Regions from separate parts of the Homo sapiens genome. Here region 2 is linked to region 1. Evidence: chromatin loops called from intact Hi-C (ENCODE). Cell type or tissue: Calu3. All regions are shown on one strand. Each heading gives the region's core, and the rest is flanking DNA. Links, peaks and the distances in the headings are about the cores only.

The links. Peaks named below come from ENCODE experiments on the same cell type or tissue, not always from the same donor. Only the 100,000 strongest peaks of a DNase experiment are listed, where the experiment ranks them.
Region 2: a loop joins it to region 1, with 7 times the contacts of the local background. A loop is called at or near these places in 54 of 110 quality-filtered maps.

What each region holds. Positions count from the first base shown.
Region 1 is chr12:71,011,019-71,019,159 of GRCh38, reverse strand. No RefSeq gene overlaps it. Among named protein-coding and RNA genes, the nearest start is that of PTPRR, 94 kb to the right of the region's middle. In Calu3, for the core only: CTCF peaks have their summits at 4,574 and 4,776; a DNase peak (open chromatin) is centred at 4,769.
Region 2 is chr12:70,740,159-70,748,299 of GRCh38, reverse strand. It overlaps PTPRR (protein tyrosine phosphatase receptor type R), which reads left to right. Exons shown (of 14, transcript NM_002849.4): 6 at 2,214-2,482. All of the region lies in intron 1 of LOC124902960 (a long non-coding RNA gene), which reads right to left. Among named protein-coding and RNA genes, the nearest start is that of PTPRB, 110 kb to the right of the region's middle. In Calu3, for the core only: no CTCF peak of the experiment used is centred there; DNase peaks (open chromatin) are centred at 3,069 and 3,989.

The sequences.
Region 1 (8,141 bases), core at 2,694-6,693:
GGACAGTGACGTAAGGCAAATTTTGTATTGCATTAAGCTTCAGAGATCTTCAGGTTACTTCCTATAGCAGCTGGTCTATCCTGATTAATACAGCTCCCTGGTCATTTTTCTATTGCTTTTGGTCGGTGTAACAGCACTCTGTTTTTGTGCTAGTCAGTACAACTCTGTTGGGAATGACAGGGAGGAAATAAGTCAGCACACTGCTAAGTATTATTTTCTCTCGGGCTTTGCTCTTTTATCTCTTCTTGACTTTCATGTATTGTTTCCTTTGTCTAAATTGTTACCTACTGCTCAGGTAGCAAAATATTACTCATCCTTCAAGCATCTCCACATCTGTAAAATCTTAAGATCCCTTTATAAGATAAGAGAAGCACCTCTGTACATGCTCTTACAGAATTTTTTGCCCTTCAGAAACCTGAGGTTCTCTAATATGAGACAAGCATTTAAAACATCAAAAATTTGACAAAAAATTACATGACACTCTTTATTCTTTATAGTTGATATTTTTACATTTTATCCCACCATTCTTGTAAGTTTTCTTTTGAAGAAATGCTTTCCTTCCACTCCAAATATGTATTTCCATCAAATATGTGACTTAGTTCTGTTCAGATTCCTTCCCTAGAATTTTTCTAAGTGAGTTTATTGGAAAATGTTTAATTGATAATACATTACAAAGTTGTGACCCTGGACTGTGATATGAAAAAAATTGATCTGCTATAAGGAAGAATGAGGCCAGTAATCAGACAACAAAGTGTCAGTTCTGACAATACTTTAGCTCCTGGATCCAGTCATTCCTGAAGTCGGATCCACTCCATATGGTTTAGACATTTAAGTCAATAAATTCTCTTCTTTTTCTTCAGATAGTTCAAGTTGAGTTTCTATCACTGGTTTTCAGAAGCTCCCTAGTGCTATGAATATGGAAATAGTTATTTCTAAAAAGAGGTAGTTCTTGAGCTGAAGAAGGGAAAAGAGAGACCTAGAAGAGTAGAAAGAAGGGGAAAATAGATTCTTTAACCATGGCAAGGAGATACATTATAGAAAAATGTAAGATGAATGAAGAAAATCATCTCAGTTAAGATAGGGCGGTACTCCCCAGATCTTGTCCTCCATTTAATACTTTCCTGATTTTTGCTTTTCTCTAACACATCTATGATATTGGGTTTTAAAATACATGCATTAAAAAATAGTCTTGTTCTAAGAAATAATATCCACAAAATTAGGGGTTGATTTGCTAGTTTCATATACGTAGCTATTAATTTTTTAAAACTCATTTGTGGATCTAACATCATTATGTGTGTTACAAATCATATGAATATCAGACTTTGGGAAATACTAAGAGAATTAAGTCTGCTGAAGGTTAGAAGGGAAGGGTAGAGTAAGTGGCAAAGGGAGAAATCAACTTCCTAGTTGCATATCTTGAATTTAGCCAGCTTGGGAGCAACTTTGTTGCCTTCAGTTGATAAACTAAATGGGGGTTATGATGAATGCAACAGACAGGAGCCCACATGATATATGCAGATTTCACAAGACTGCTGAAGGGCCATGTCAGTGGTTAAAACATTAAAATTCTTCCGTGCAGGCTGGATAGCAGCCATTACTCCGAGCCTCCAAAGTGTCCCAATACCCTGGTTACCTTGGCCCCACCTCATTACTCTCTGGACTGCCCCGTGATCTAGCAATGAAAGGGGCAGTGCCAGTACAGTTGGAAGCCTCCAGGACCCAAGGCCAGCCCTTTGGCCAGCTTCCGTCCTGATTAGTTGGTGTTCTTGCTGACTGTAAAAATAATTTAAAACTCCTAGAATTATGTGTCTATTACTGTATGGATCACAATGGATTGTACTTATTGGTTTGTCTGTTTTCTGATTGTCACTAGTCTAAGGACAAGAACTATATTTGTCATTTTCTCCAGTGTCTAATATGAGTAGTGTTTTGCAGTTGAAAAGATGATAGAAGATAGCCAGAATGGAGGACCTACATTTCCTGTTGTTTGACCACCTGTTTCCTGTGCTATAGGAAGCCATTCATAACTAGGAAGGAGGCAGTTTATGGTTTTGTTTTAAATCTGTAAAATTTTTTAAAATTATACTCTTGGCTATCTGTCCTAATATGTTTGTCTTATATTTTCCTTCAGAAATGGATATTAATTTCTAGTTTATGTTCTACTTTCAACATTTGTCATCTTCTCTTACATTAATGTCTCTTATCATGCCTCCTCCATTATGTTCCTGGAATCTACCTGTGGTTTCACTAATATGATTCCTCACAGGACTTCCTAGGCTTTTTAGTGCCACTACTTTCAACCTGTGTAGTCCTCAAATTCAACCTGGTCTATACTTGCCGTTTCTTTTCTTTTTTTCCCATCTTGTTAAGGATAGTTAATAGTTCTTACTTGAGCATTTCCTTTCAGGGTTTATTTTCTGCACTTTTCTTTTTCTTTTGTTTTGGGCTATTTTCTCAATGTGGTTGCATTACTCATAATTTCATGTGTCTGGGATACTAGGGGCTGAGGTTCCAGGAACAGCATACAGGTGAGTCTAGATTGACTTGATTGACCTGTGGGTTTAAAAGTGGGATAAAAAGTAAGATAGGAAGTTAGCATTGAGTGATGAAAACTGAGTCAAGATCCAAGGACAAAATGCAAACGAAATAGCAGTGTAAAGACAGGGAGGCAGAGACCTGGTATAAAACACTGAGACAGAAAACAAAATAAGTGGCTTTGGAATGGAAAAAACGGGGTTGAGTCTTGAATCTGAGACACTATAGGAAATTACTAAATGTACTGGGCAATTTAGACAAGAGGAGAAACTGGGTTAAACAAGAAATCCTGCCTGTTGCTGAAGTTTATGCTGGAGGGCCTGGGACAGGGCCGTGTGGTTTCTGTCAGAAGTCCTTCTTGAGACAATGTCTATAGCTCAGGTTGGCTATCAGGGTTGCCTCAATACTACTGAACACAGACAGGAATGTGCCTACTTACATTTATTTTGGAAATTGCTAAATTGTTTCCTTCCTTTGGATGATTCTACAGGTGTTTTAATAAAAAGAGGAAAAGAATTCTTAGGAGTTTTGATTCACTCCACCATTTTCTGTCAATTCTCAAATTTTACTCAATGGTGTATTTCTTTGTAAGTCACAGAAGAAATGTGAACAGAAAACATAAATTCCTATTGCTGTGTATAATATGCTACAAATATACTTCCCCTACAACCACTCCTAGAACAGACTAGAATATTAATTTGAGACATCTAGCTTTCACAGATCTAGACTGTTTGCAGAAGATGGCTAACAAAAGTATCAGTTGCCCAAGCAACTTATGGAAGCAGAAGGAAGTAGAATAAAACTATTAGATCACTTTGGACTTTCCAAAGGCATAAAACAATAATCTTTTAAAGATATAACTGGTAAACTTTGATATTAAATTTCTAGCGCTGGTGCCATTTAAAGACTGGACATTTAAATGAAACATATTTTTCAGGGAACTTTAGAAAAGCTAATATGTTAGGGAAGAAGTATTAAGACAAGAGTCAAGAAAGCTTTCAACAGAATATGCTTAACTGGGCCAAAAAAATTGCTGTCTAGCCCCACCCTCAATCAGCACAGGAGACAACCTCAGGGACTTATAAGAAATACAGAACATTAAATCAGCACCTCTTGGACTTCAGAAAAAAGTCTTCCAAAGTCGGAGCCTGATTTTCATTCCACAGTGCCCCATTTAAGTTCTATTTTACACTGAAATTTAAAATTACATCAACAGAGTTGGTACACAATGTATGATAGATAGCCACTGAATACACACAAAAACAAGTCATAGGCCAACGAGAAGTTAGATTAGAAGTTTTGTAGTTAGTATACACCAACTAATCTTTCTAAGAATGGAGGAATACTTCCCTTATTTCATTCACAAATCTTTCTTTCAGAACTTGCTCCCACTTGGGGACCATTTTCCCTAGCACTCATCTATTGATCCAGCCATCTGTCTGTCCATCCATCCAATAGCTTTCAAGAATGTAGTATGTGCCAGTCCTTCTGTGTGTGGCTGGCATACAATGAAGAATAAGAATAAGACAGACTCTCTTCTTAACCGTAACTTCTGAAATGTAGCCTCTTTCACCTCCCCAGATTCTCAGCTCCTTTCCCTCAGCACAGGGAGCTCTCTGAGCTTTCTGTGTTCTCCCTCCTTGTACTGCATGCTGTAAACCCTCTCAAGGCAGTGAGGTGATAATCACCGTTTCCCCTCCCTCAATGATCACTGTCCTTATCATCTAATTCCAGTATCTCAAAAACTATTGTTTCATATATTTCACCTGCATTATTTTGGTTGTTTTCCTCGAGAAGGTAAATTCAGACCCTGTTAATTTATTTGGGTTGAAGCAGATGTCCACTATTGAGTTTTGAGAGTTCTTTATGTATTTTGGAAATGAGTCTTTTGTCATACACATGATTTGCAAATATATTCCCCAACCTACAGTTTATCATTTTATTCTCTTGACTGTGTCTTGGGTAGAGAAAAAGTTTTAATTTTGATGTTCAATTTGATGCTATATCTAAGCATCCCAACCTCAGGTTGATGCTTCCCAACCTCAGGTCAGAAACATTTTCTCCTTTATGTTTGCTACTGTTCAAGTATTGTTTGTTTCATTCTGTTTCAATTGTGTGCATGGGAAAAATTATCTTTGTTACTGAATTGTGATAACTACCTTAAACCAGGCATCCATTCTGAGCTATATTCCTTAGGGATTTTAACACACCTGTAATTATCTGAGTCTCCACTGGATGTCAATACTGCTTAAGGAAAAGCAGTTCAGACGTCATCTTGGGTGTACAAAACAATACATGCTTTTAAGACGCATTAGGGTGGAATAGTTAGAAAGGAGCCTAGAAAAAGTGAAATAGACAAGCAGGAATATCTGTCCTTTGGTCCAGTAATAAATGTCAGACAGAGTGTTGGCTTACAGTTCTGAAATTCATAGCAGTGTTGAACCCCAAAGTTGGAAGCCTGAATTCTGTTTTTCATTCTACTTTGGCTTTTTAGTTCCTGACATAACGAAATGAAACCACATTTTTGGTAGAATTATTTACCTAATTTTCACAAGGTATTTTACTCAACTAGAATTAGAGGGTCAATCATGATTTCAATTCGTATTTCATGCGTTCTGTTCACTTTCCAAACATGTACAAATTGCAACCATTATGAGGTAGAAAAGGATGACTTTGGTAAGAAAATTGCCAGGGCCATTTTGGTCATGGCCAAGGATCTCACTGAAGGCATCAATATAGAACAGGGTCCAAAGAGTACAGTGACCTTTGATCATACTTCTGAGCAGATTTCATTTCTAGGAAGAGCTAGTCTATTCCAGGACTGAAATAAGATAAAAAAATGTGGATTTATATTTTTTTTTTCCTTCTCTTAATACTATGCACAAAATTGCAATTTGCGGCTTACAAGCTTTAAGAATTGGATTCTAGACATATTTTTTAGTTTTCTCATTTTGAAGCCAGTAATCACATATCTTATTGTTATGGTTTTATAAAACCATGTCTTTCTATCAGATGACTAATTTTGAAAGAATATACAATATTACTATATTCTGAAGGTGGGACACGGACATGGGACTGATCAGGTCTATTAGTGAGGAAGTATCAGTGCTTATTTTATGAAACATCTTAAATGTGCTATATAAATGTAGTCAACAAGGCTGTCAACACAACATAAAAGCGAGTTTATGCTCATCATTGACTGAGTAGCATTGCGCTAGATGACTAATATTAAAAATAGCGAATAAATCATATTTAAAGCCGATGAAATTTTTGAGTGCACAATTAAAAAATGTCCTAACATTTGGAAAAAGATACCCAAAATAAAGTTTAAATATGGGAATAATCTGAACAAGCAGAATTATCTCTTAGAAGTAAGGCTCTGTTTTAATAAATATTTTGTATTCAGGTATTGGTGAAGGTTTTTAGCTCCAAGGGCTGTGAATTTTCCATTACGAGTTTCCTGTGGGAGGTTAACATTCCTATGTAGCTAAATAGCCCACAAACCTAATATTTGAATTGTAGTTAGCGGGCTGCTCTACAAATGTGTGCCACTAACATCTCATGATTCTTGCATTCAGCTCTATATGGTTGATAGAGTTTAACCACATTGAGTTTTAATATTTCATATAGTGACAAGATTCTGTTTTAGCATGCATAATTTTTTGCCTATTTCCCCACAGTGTATAACATGTCAGATTATTGTAGTTTTATATATATATATAAAATATATATACATGCATGCTTTGGCAACTGACTGAAAGCTTTTCACTTATTCATCCCCTGGGCAGTAAGGTTTGTAAGAAGTGTAAAAATTAACATTTTCTGGGAGGCCAAGGCAGGCAGATCACGAGGTCAAGAGATTGAGACCATCCTGGCTAACATAGTGAAACCCCGTCTCTACTAAAAATACAAAAAAAAAAAAAAAATTAGCCGGTTGTGGTGGCGGGCGCCTGTAGTCCCAGCTACTTGGGAGGCTGAGGCAGGAGAATGGCGTGAACCTGGGAGGTGGAGCTTACAGTGAGCTGAGATCGCGCCACTGCACTCTAGCCTGGGTGACAGAGTGAGACTCCATCTCAAAAAAAAAAAAAATTAAATTAAAAAAATTTTTTATCCATCAAATTTTCTCAAAGTAAACCTAGATTGTCTGCTTGTAACTCGTGGGTTGCATTTTCCTGTAGGCTGCTGGCATAAGAAACAAAAAATTATGAAGGTGTAAATAATACTTCATCATGGCTGAAAATTTTGTTCCAGGTGTGGTATTGGCAAAAAGCTAAAAATATTAGATTGATTTCCTATAAGTTCAGAGCCATAATTTTTGTATTCTTCATTTTAACACCAAATATACCCCTACTGGTTTTTTTCCTCTTTTGACATGATATTGTGTTATGATCACATCTTTTGAATTTCTCATTAAGTCATTCTCTGAGTTGTCTTTATCAAACTAGAAGCATTTCAAATCTGGAAGGCTGCTTAAAATCCTTTGGATGACCACTTTATTACTTAAGGGTGAAATACAATTCTACCAAAATGGAATATTGGATGTGCTGTATTAGAATAAAAACAAAACAACACAGACCCTTAAACAGGAATCATTAGTTCCAGTGTGTCAGCTTACATCTCTCTAAGATAGTAATTTTTCCATTTTCAAATTAAACCAAGTTCTAACTCATGTGGAATAATAAGTCTTTCCTATGATTTTCATTTGTTTAGAGAATGAATAAACTTTGGATTATTTGGATTAATGCTTTGATGTTTTATAATAAAAACTTGTTCCTAGAAAGGAAATCAGCAATGGTCAGACAACTATCTCTCAATGAAAATAAGTAAATGGAAAAGAAAATAAAACACAATTTAAAAACAAATATTTTCTCAAGTATTACTTGCTGCCCAAGATTAAATTTCACATAAACTTGTTCATTGATGGCATTTTGTTAGATGACTTGGAAATGCTAATTTAAGAATAGAGTTCACCGTTGAATTCCTTTGAGTATAAGGTGTAAAGACAAAAATTTCTTTGTTTTAATTTCAATAGCCTTGGTAAACTCCGAAGTCTAGAATTTGGAAATCCATGGCCTTAGACTCCAGTGGACCACTCAATAGAATAGCTGAGTCACTATCTGTCCCTAGTGTGATGCCAGCTGATAGTACATGTCCAATAAGTCAGTCATGTTTATTGAATGAGTCAGTTTGTGGATGCAGTGCATTAATATGCAGCATAACTCAGGACTCTTCCAGGGTGACAGAGTAGATTTGGGAGGAAATCGCAAAAATAAAGCAGCAAGAAAAGTGCCAGAGGTAGAGTTTGCAGCATCTTTATTTTTAAACTGCTTTAAGTTGAAGCAGAGTGCAGGCTCACGATCTTTTATGCTCATTTCCAAAATCTAGGCTGCGCACAGTGGCTTACACGTGTAATCCTGGCACTTTGGCAGTCTGAGGCGAGAGGATAGCTTGAGGCCAAAAGTCTGAGCCCAGCCTGGGCAACATAGCGAGAGTCCATCTCTACAAAAAATAATCATAATAAATAAATTTATATATATATATATAGCGGGGCATGATAGCATAAGCCTGTAGTCCTAGCTACTTGGGAGGCCCCGGCAGGAGGATTG
Region 2 (8,141 bases), core at 1,970-5,969, 270 kb after region 1:
AGGAAACAATAGAGTTGAATGATCACATACCTGGAAGTCACAAAACTTGGATTCTAGGTTTTCTTTCCAAACCTCCATAACTCATCCAATAGCTCAGGACTTAAATGTGAAATGAGGAGATTACACCACAAAAATTTTATGATCCCTTACGTCAGGGTTTTACAAACAACACTACTGACATTTCGGAGTTACTATTTCTGTTGGCGGGGGTGTGTGGTGAGCCTTTCCAATGCATTGTAAAGGTAGTTAGCCTCTGCCTACCAGATGCCAGTAGCACCCTTTCCCTTCTCCTTCCCCCACACCCTGAAAATATGACAACCAAAAATACCTCCAGACACTGCCAAACGTTTCCTGAGGGCAAAATCCCTGCCAGTTGAGAATCACTGCCTTATAGCTTAATTTCATGACAACTACCCTATTGCCAAGTAGCAATCTCTTCCATTTTTTCCATATTTTTTCAGACAGCCCAATCTCTTGAGTATTTTTAAACACTATCTTATATACATCATACATTCTCCAGGTTCTACTTTTCCCTAATTAAAGATGTAGAAATCAGTTTGTACACGTACCACACAGAGACAGGTTGCAAAGTTGACCTGTAACCAGACATGAAGTAAACAGATGACTGATTGGAAAATATGTTACAAAGGTTTCTCATCAAAAACATAAGCTCATGAATGGTAAGGAAGGACTTTGGACTAGACTTTGTTTTACACTAATATAAATCATAAAATTGACCTGTCAAGAACAATTGAGAAGGTCAAGATTTCCTTGGCTTTCCCATTTTCGTTGTTGATTCATATTTCTCCAAAATCCAAGTGTAAACAGGCAAGCAAATGTTCTCATATGCATATTATATTTAGATGTGAAGAGCTTAAAATATATAATATATGCCTTATCTTCTAAGTGTATTTTTGTAAAGGTACAGATATATTTGTTTCTTCATTTGGGAAAATAACTTTCTTGCAACTAAAACAATATTTTAAATTCTGTTGCCTCATCGTTTAGTAATTAAATGTTTAGCTGAACACAATAAGCCTAAAATATATGTATCATCTGATTGATACTGTTCTAGTGCAGGTTTTGTTTTTACACCGTGAAGGTCATGGAAACTGAAGAGAAGCAGTGAGTTAAAAACCTTAGACACTATGCACATGATAAAGGCATTCATCTTCAGTCTTTTCCATCCTATAGCTTAAAAAAACACATTACACTTGCTTGAAAGTAGTTATTATAAAGGTAAGAAGACCTTTTACTTAATATCAGACATCTTTTCTTTCTCATTCATGTGATAAATATTTATCATGTGAATATTCCAAATCCACCCTTTTTTCAAAATTTAAGCTTTAACTTTACCCTACCAGAGTCAATGAATATCACCAGTATAAAAGTTTCCAGATTACAAGGAGGTGGACTGACATAAAAAACAATAAAATGTCTTTCTTTTCTTAGGAGTTCAATGTTTAATATGCATTTCTAGTTCTATCTCGTAGGTGCATAGTCTTTTCCCTTAAGGAGAGCTCGAGGTTACAGTGAGCTATGATCACAGCACTGCACTTTCGCTTGGGCAACAGAGCCAGATCCTGTATCGAAATAAAATAAAATAAATATTAAAATTTAAGAGGGCAAAGTGGTAAGAATAAAAATTCTGGTTGTCCAAATTATTCTTTCATAGATACCCTAAATTTAATTTGTCAAGTATTTACCAGATACTCAAGTTGATATATGACTAATGCAGAGATTTACCAACATAAGAAACTGTGGTTTATGGCATAACTATTATTTTATTAATACTTGCAAGACTACTTTTTTCTACTAAGCCATGTTGGATGTATATCTCCATTTCTATAAATGTCATAGACGTGTGTTTTACGGTTATTCCTTCTGTAAGCCTACCATTTCCCCATGTGACCAAACTAACATCTGGCATTTTTCATAAAATTGGTTAAATTTACTTTTGAATATATCTTTGTGGAACAGATTCATGTGCACAATTATTTGATACATATGTGCAGCATAACTGGAAATACCAAGTGTACTGTCTTGAGAAAAATCTCAATACCATGAAACTGAGAAATCATCTCTCAGAGGGCTTTGTTTACTTTATCGTTAAGCCTTTATTTTGGTTTGTCGGCCAGGGTGGGGTGGAGGAGATCATACTCTTGTTTAGTGTGAGAAAATGTGACAGGAGTTTTTTATATCTCCTTCTATAGATTCTTTACAGATTAAAAGAAAGATTTCAGCTTTCCTTAAGACAAGACAAAGAGAAAAACCAGGAGATCCACCTATCGCCCATCACATTACAGCCAGCACTGTCCGAGGCAAAGACAGTCCACAGCATGGTCCAACCTGAGCAGGCCCCAAAGGTACTGAATGTTGTCGTGGACCCTCAAGGCCGAGGTGCTCCTGAGATCAAAGCTACCACCGCTACCTCTGTTTGCCCTTCTCCTTTCAAAATGAAGCCCATAGGACTTCAAGAGAGGTAAGAGCTTGTTCTGTATACCCTACGTGTGGCTTTTTATAAAAAGAGTATTCATCAACTAAAAAAGAAAGAACTAGTAATGATTGACATAATTGGGTAGAATTGTTCACCACTAAATGGACAGTCAGATGAAGTAGTGTTTCTTGTCTCCCAAAGGAATCCAACTGTGTTAGATAAAATCTGTTAGGTATGTCTGATTCTGCTAAGCTTGTCTAGATTCAAGATGGTATAGATCCAAGCAAAGTTCATCTTCAACTACAAGACAATTTCTAGCTTATTGAGGTTCACTGACCTCACAAGATGCTATCTTGTTTAATTGTCATGAAACTCTGGTAGGTAGAAGACTGAGAATGAACTCAGAGTGTTTCCTGCAAAAGCCCACGTTGTCTGGAGTTAGGCAGGAGTTGATGCCACAGATTAATTTTTTTTAAAGTTTTAGCTCTGCATTTTTTAACCACAACAAACATTCAGTATCAAGATCCATGACACTGGACGGGCGCAGTGGCTCACGCCTATAATCCAAGTACTTTGGGAGGCTGAGGTGGGTGGATCACTTGAGGCCAGGAGTTCAAGACCAGCCTGGCCAATAGCCAGGTGAGGTGGCGCATGCCTGTAATCCCAGCTACTTGGGAGGCTGGGATGTGAGAATTGCTTGAACCTGGGAGGCAGACGTTGCAGTGAGCCGAGATAGCATCACTGCACTCCAGCCTTGGCAACAGAGTGAAACTCTATCTAAAGAAAAAAAAAATCCATGACATTATTTTTGTTGCCTTACCTTTTTTGTGATGTATTATACATGTGATTCACTTTATACCAATACATTTCCATTAAACGCAAATCCAATGTAAGAAAACTTGGATTTGCAAAATACATAAATGAGAGACTAATTCTTTGCCTCTCAAAAATATTAAGTAAAGCTTTCCCATGGCGTTTCTTAAAATAAGAAGCTTTAATTTTATATTTAAAACATGACTTGTAGTGTATCCAACTTTGAACACCAGGGTAGTGGGAGAGTAAGTTCTCAAAGTAATATCCCAGGTTCATTCTCCTCTTATTTTCCATGTCTCCATTTTCTAACCCCATATATTTTGTTGCCTGAGGTTTTTAAATCACATATATAAATTTTGAATATATTTCCCATGATACATCACAATGCCCTATGCAAATAGTTATGGTTTACACACACAAACACACCCTTCAGAAAATATAGCTTGGGATTTTAAGAACTGCAGAATACAAAATTGATCCTTCATAATTATTTGAAAGTATTGCCAAGGAACAATGGATGACATAAAAATAAAGGAATGTGTTTATCTCTAAAAGTCCTTAAACACTGAACCCTTTGACTCCACAACAGGAAGAAAACAGAGATTGATCAAGTCATTCTTTCCACCTCCTCCCCTAAAATACCTGTGGTTTCTTGATGGGCAATGTAGGTCTCCATGTGACATTCACTTACGTAGATATCACTAAATTGCTTTTTGTGATTCAGTGTGGAAAGGTAGAGAAAATGGAACTTTCTCCCTAAGGCTAACTGGGAGTCAGGAGAACTGGATTCCAGACCCAGCCCTGCCGTTCCTGGGTTTGGTGGCCTCACCTGAGTCATTCACTCATCTGGACCTCATTTTCTTCTAAAAGATAAAGAGGTTTAACTTGATTTTTTAGCTTCTTTCTGGTTCTTTTACTCTGGTCATCCACATTATTTTTGTGCTTTTATGTTTGCTTCAAAGAGGAACTTTGAAGCACAGACCTGGGCATCAGTGATGAACGAAGGGCCGGTGGCAAGAAAGGGTCTGCAGGCAATAGGAGGCCATGTTATCTATAGTAGATAACAATGAAGGGTCATAATGAAACTGATTAAAAGACAAATTTTTATTATCATCATGCACTACCAATTCTAAGCAAGGTCAGAATAAAATTGTCTAGGAAAGTAGCCATTCCCAGCATCCTGCCCTCTGTAGACCACTGCTGGACATGTTGGTCTACAGTTTAAAGGAGTATAAGGTTAAATATTCACTTATTCATTTCATTAAAGTGAATCTTTGAGAAGGGCGAATACAAGGACGGAATCATACCCATCTCTTTGGTCCACGTGGGGGATTCTAGCAGAGCAAGTGTGTAATCAGTGTTAAATAGATCCTCTGTCCCCTTATCTACAACTTCACTGCATCCCACACTTCACCTCCTACTTTGTTCCACCTCAGAGCAGGAAAAGACTATTCTCTCCACAAGGGCTCCAGGTCATTCACCTCAACCCTAGTAACTTCATCAGTTTTCCTCCTCTACCTTCAGCTGTACCCTCTTTTCTAATGCTGTTCCCTCAGCATACAAATAGGTTCTTTCTTGTATTAAAGAAACTCCCTTAATCCAGTGCCTCCTCTGGTATTGTTTTTCCTTCCTTTCTCAAATACATGTCTTAAAAGAACAGAGTGTACTTGCTGCCTCATTGTTCTTCTCCCACCTTTCATTCTCATTGCTTCTCTCACATCCTCGATTATCAAGTTAATTATCAATGGTCTCACTACCAAATCCAAAGCACATGTTTCATTTCCCATCTAGCACTAGTAACTATCTCCTTCTTAAACTTCTCTCCTCCTTTGGCCTCATATATATCATTTTTCTGTTTCTTGCATGGCTACCTTCGGTCTCCTCCAGATTCCCTTCTCTTGTTAACCTCAGAGTTTCATTCTGTGTCCTCTTCTCTCCTTCCTGAATCACCCAACCATGGCCACTTCTTATCTTACCACCTTTTAGTGATTCCTGAAAAAGTACCTTTAGCTCAATCTACCTTTCTGTTGAAATCCAGACCCATATTTCAGCTCTGAACTCTGTGTCACTACTCTGACCTTTCTTAAACACTACCAACTTACAACATTCAGAAATGGAACTCAAGACCTTCCTCATCAAATCCTTTCTCTTCTTTTTAAATTGTGAGTCTCTGAAACCAGTAATATCCTCAGCTTCTCCGTGTTGTTTTTCCCCTCCCCATATAGCCGAACATTATGAAGACCTGGCACCTTCTCCCAACTGTTTCCCCCGTCCAACCCCAATCCCACTGAGAACTCAGGATCTCCCTAATTCTAGCCAGTCTCCTCCTGGTCCCCACCTCGAATTCTGTTTTTTTCCAGTCCACTCTCTAGACCTCTTAAACTGGTTTTCTAAATTATATTTGAGTGTTTTTCTCTTTATAAAATTCCTCAGTGTTTCCACACTGCCTTCAGGAAGAAACTGATAACTTCTACTTATGAAATATGAAGCCCTTTCTGATCTGGCCTTTGGCAGCCTATGTTGACCCCTATTTCCTGCTAAACACCCCCTTGGACTCATCCTGCTACTTGGACATTTTTCCAGGTACCATGCCATTCTCTTTTAAGCCTAAGAATTAATACTTGCCTAGAACCTGTCCTTTTCCCTACTCCTTGCCCTTGAAAATTACCACCAATATAGTGGGCATGAATCTGGGTCTACAAATCAAAAAAACAAGAAATGCAATTTTATTTTTCTGTAACTCAACCTAAGCTTTTTTGCTAGATGTCATTTCACCTAAATGGTAGAAACTCAATCTCAGCCCTTTTCTGATTCATCTAACCTACTTCTGGTTTCCTAGGGTTTCCTCTACGTTTTAAGGAGACTTTCTCAACATGAAGAGTAAGGCCCCTATCTGCCTTGATGTCATCTGTGCACATTGTCATCTGCTAAAATGTCCATTATCTCTTTGGTTCTCATAAGTATTCCCAGGACAGTTACCACCATGTTGTTCCCTGTTGCTATTCATGCAGCCCCTTCATTTCCAGCAGTTGCTTTCTCCTTTTCTCTCTCTCTTCCTCTTTTTCAGTTGTATCCAAACCACTGTTAGATGCCCAAGAATCATCTCACTATTCTACCCCAAATGGAGGCATAGGAAAACCTGGGCATATCTAAGGCATGATCCCCCAGAAACACTTTCCAGCCATTTCTCATGGCTCTACCAAGGATCACAGTCCTCCTATTGAGGGTCCCCCACTTCCCAGGGCTCAGCGGTGAAGGATCCAGGGGTCTCACCTGCACCCACAAAGCAGCCGTTCTAACACTTCACCCTCCCCTGAGCCCATGGGCGTTTTCTTAGGCTTTGGGAATAGAAAACCCTACTCTGGCTTATTTCATATTCTACCTTATCTGACATCCACACCCCGAGACGCCACCTTCCACCAAAGTCCTGGCCTTTAGAACACAAAGCCCATGACAGGACTCAAATTTCCCTGCTTTCTGCTCTCAGATTTCTTCAAATGCAATAAAACACCAAAAAACCCTGGCAGCCCGAATACAGCAAAGGTCCAAAGGTGAAAGAGGGAGTAGGAATACAGGGAGGGGCATTCAAGCATCACTTCCTCTTGGAAGCCAATTTGAGGCTCCCTCTGCCTCCTCCTCCTTCCTCCAGCCCACTACTGATTCAGCTACCTCTCTTCTGTATGGAGGCTCCCCGCTGCTTTAGTTCCATAACCCAGTGTGCATACAGTATTTATAGCACTTCTTTGTTGTCTTTAAGTTCTGGTTTACTAATCTGTTGTAGCCAATAGACTCTAAGCTTCTTGAGGACACATATATGATTGAATTGTCTCCTTATCTGTTACATATAGAACATAATTTCTGGAAACCAGGAGCTCCTGGAGATAAATGCCTGAATGAGTGAATTAACCAATTAATGATTCTTTTTTATGACTAACCTCAGGTTAACTCCCAGCAGTTACTGGGAAACACTTTGCTTATTCCACCATCCCTTCCTGTTCTATTCTCACTCCCATTTTTCTACCACAATTCCCTGCCAAGATGGCATAATGAAGAGTTTTAAGAGTGACCAAATTTGAAGAATGTACAGTGTTCCATGCAGAAAGCTTTTCTGGCAGTTTTAAGCCTTAAAATTTAATTTATATATATATATGTGTGTTCTAATGGTGCCTTTAAAATAGGCTCATGTTTAATAGCTCTCCATCTTTTGATCCTGGAGTGAGGTAATAATCTTCTACTTATTGCATAAAAGTATGGCTTCATTAAAATCACCAGGAGACCATAAAGACTGCATTATAAGTCACTTGTCCCAATCTTTTGGATCATGTCATATAAATTTCTCATCCCTGATTGGGAGAATCTATCACTTTGATATCATTAATCATAAAATATAATTTTAAAATTAAAAGATAAGTCAAATAAGATCTAGAGACTAAATGGATTGCTTAACTGAGTATAAAGAATACACTCTGAAATTATGAAGATTAAAGAATCTTATAAAAAGAAGAACATATTAGCCAGGCATGGTGGTGCATGCCTGTAGTCCCAGCTACTCAGGAGGCTGAGGTGGGAGGATCACTTGAGCCTGGGAAGCAGAGGTTGCAGTGAACTGAGATTGTGCCACTGCATTCCAGCCTGGGTGACAGAGTGAGACCCTGTCTCAAAAAGAAAAAAAAAAAAGAGAAACATAGCAATTCAGTCTTCTTTTCTCCCTTTTTCAAACTAATCGCCAAATCATATTGATTCTTGCTCCTCCAACTTTCTCATTATTGATTATCTCTTTCTGTAATCATCACCTTGGACCCAGCTCTCATTACTTCATGATTAAATTGTTGTGTCATATAATTGTACAAATGATATTAGGACTAATATATGTAATATGTTTCATATATAT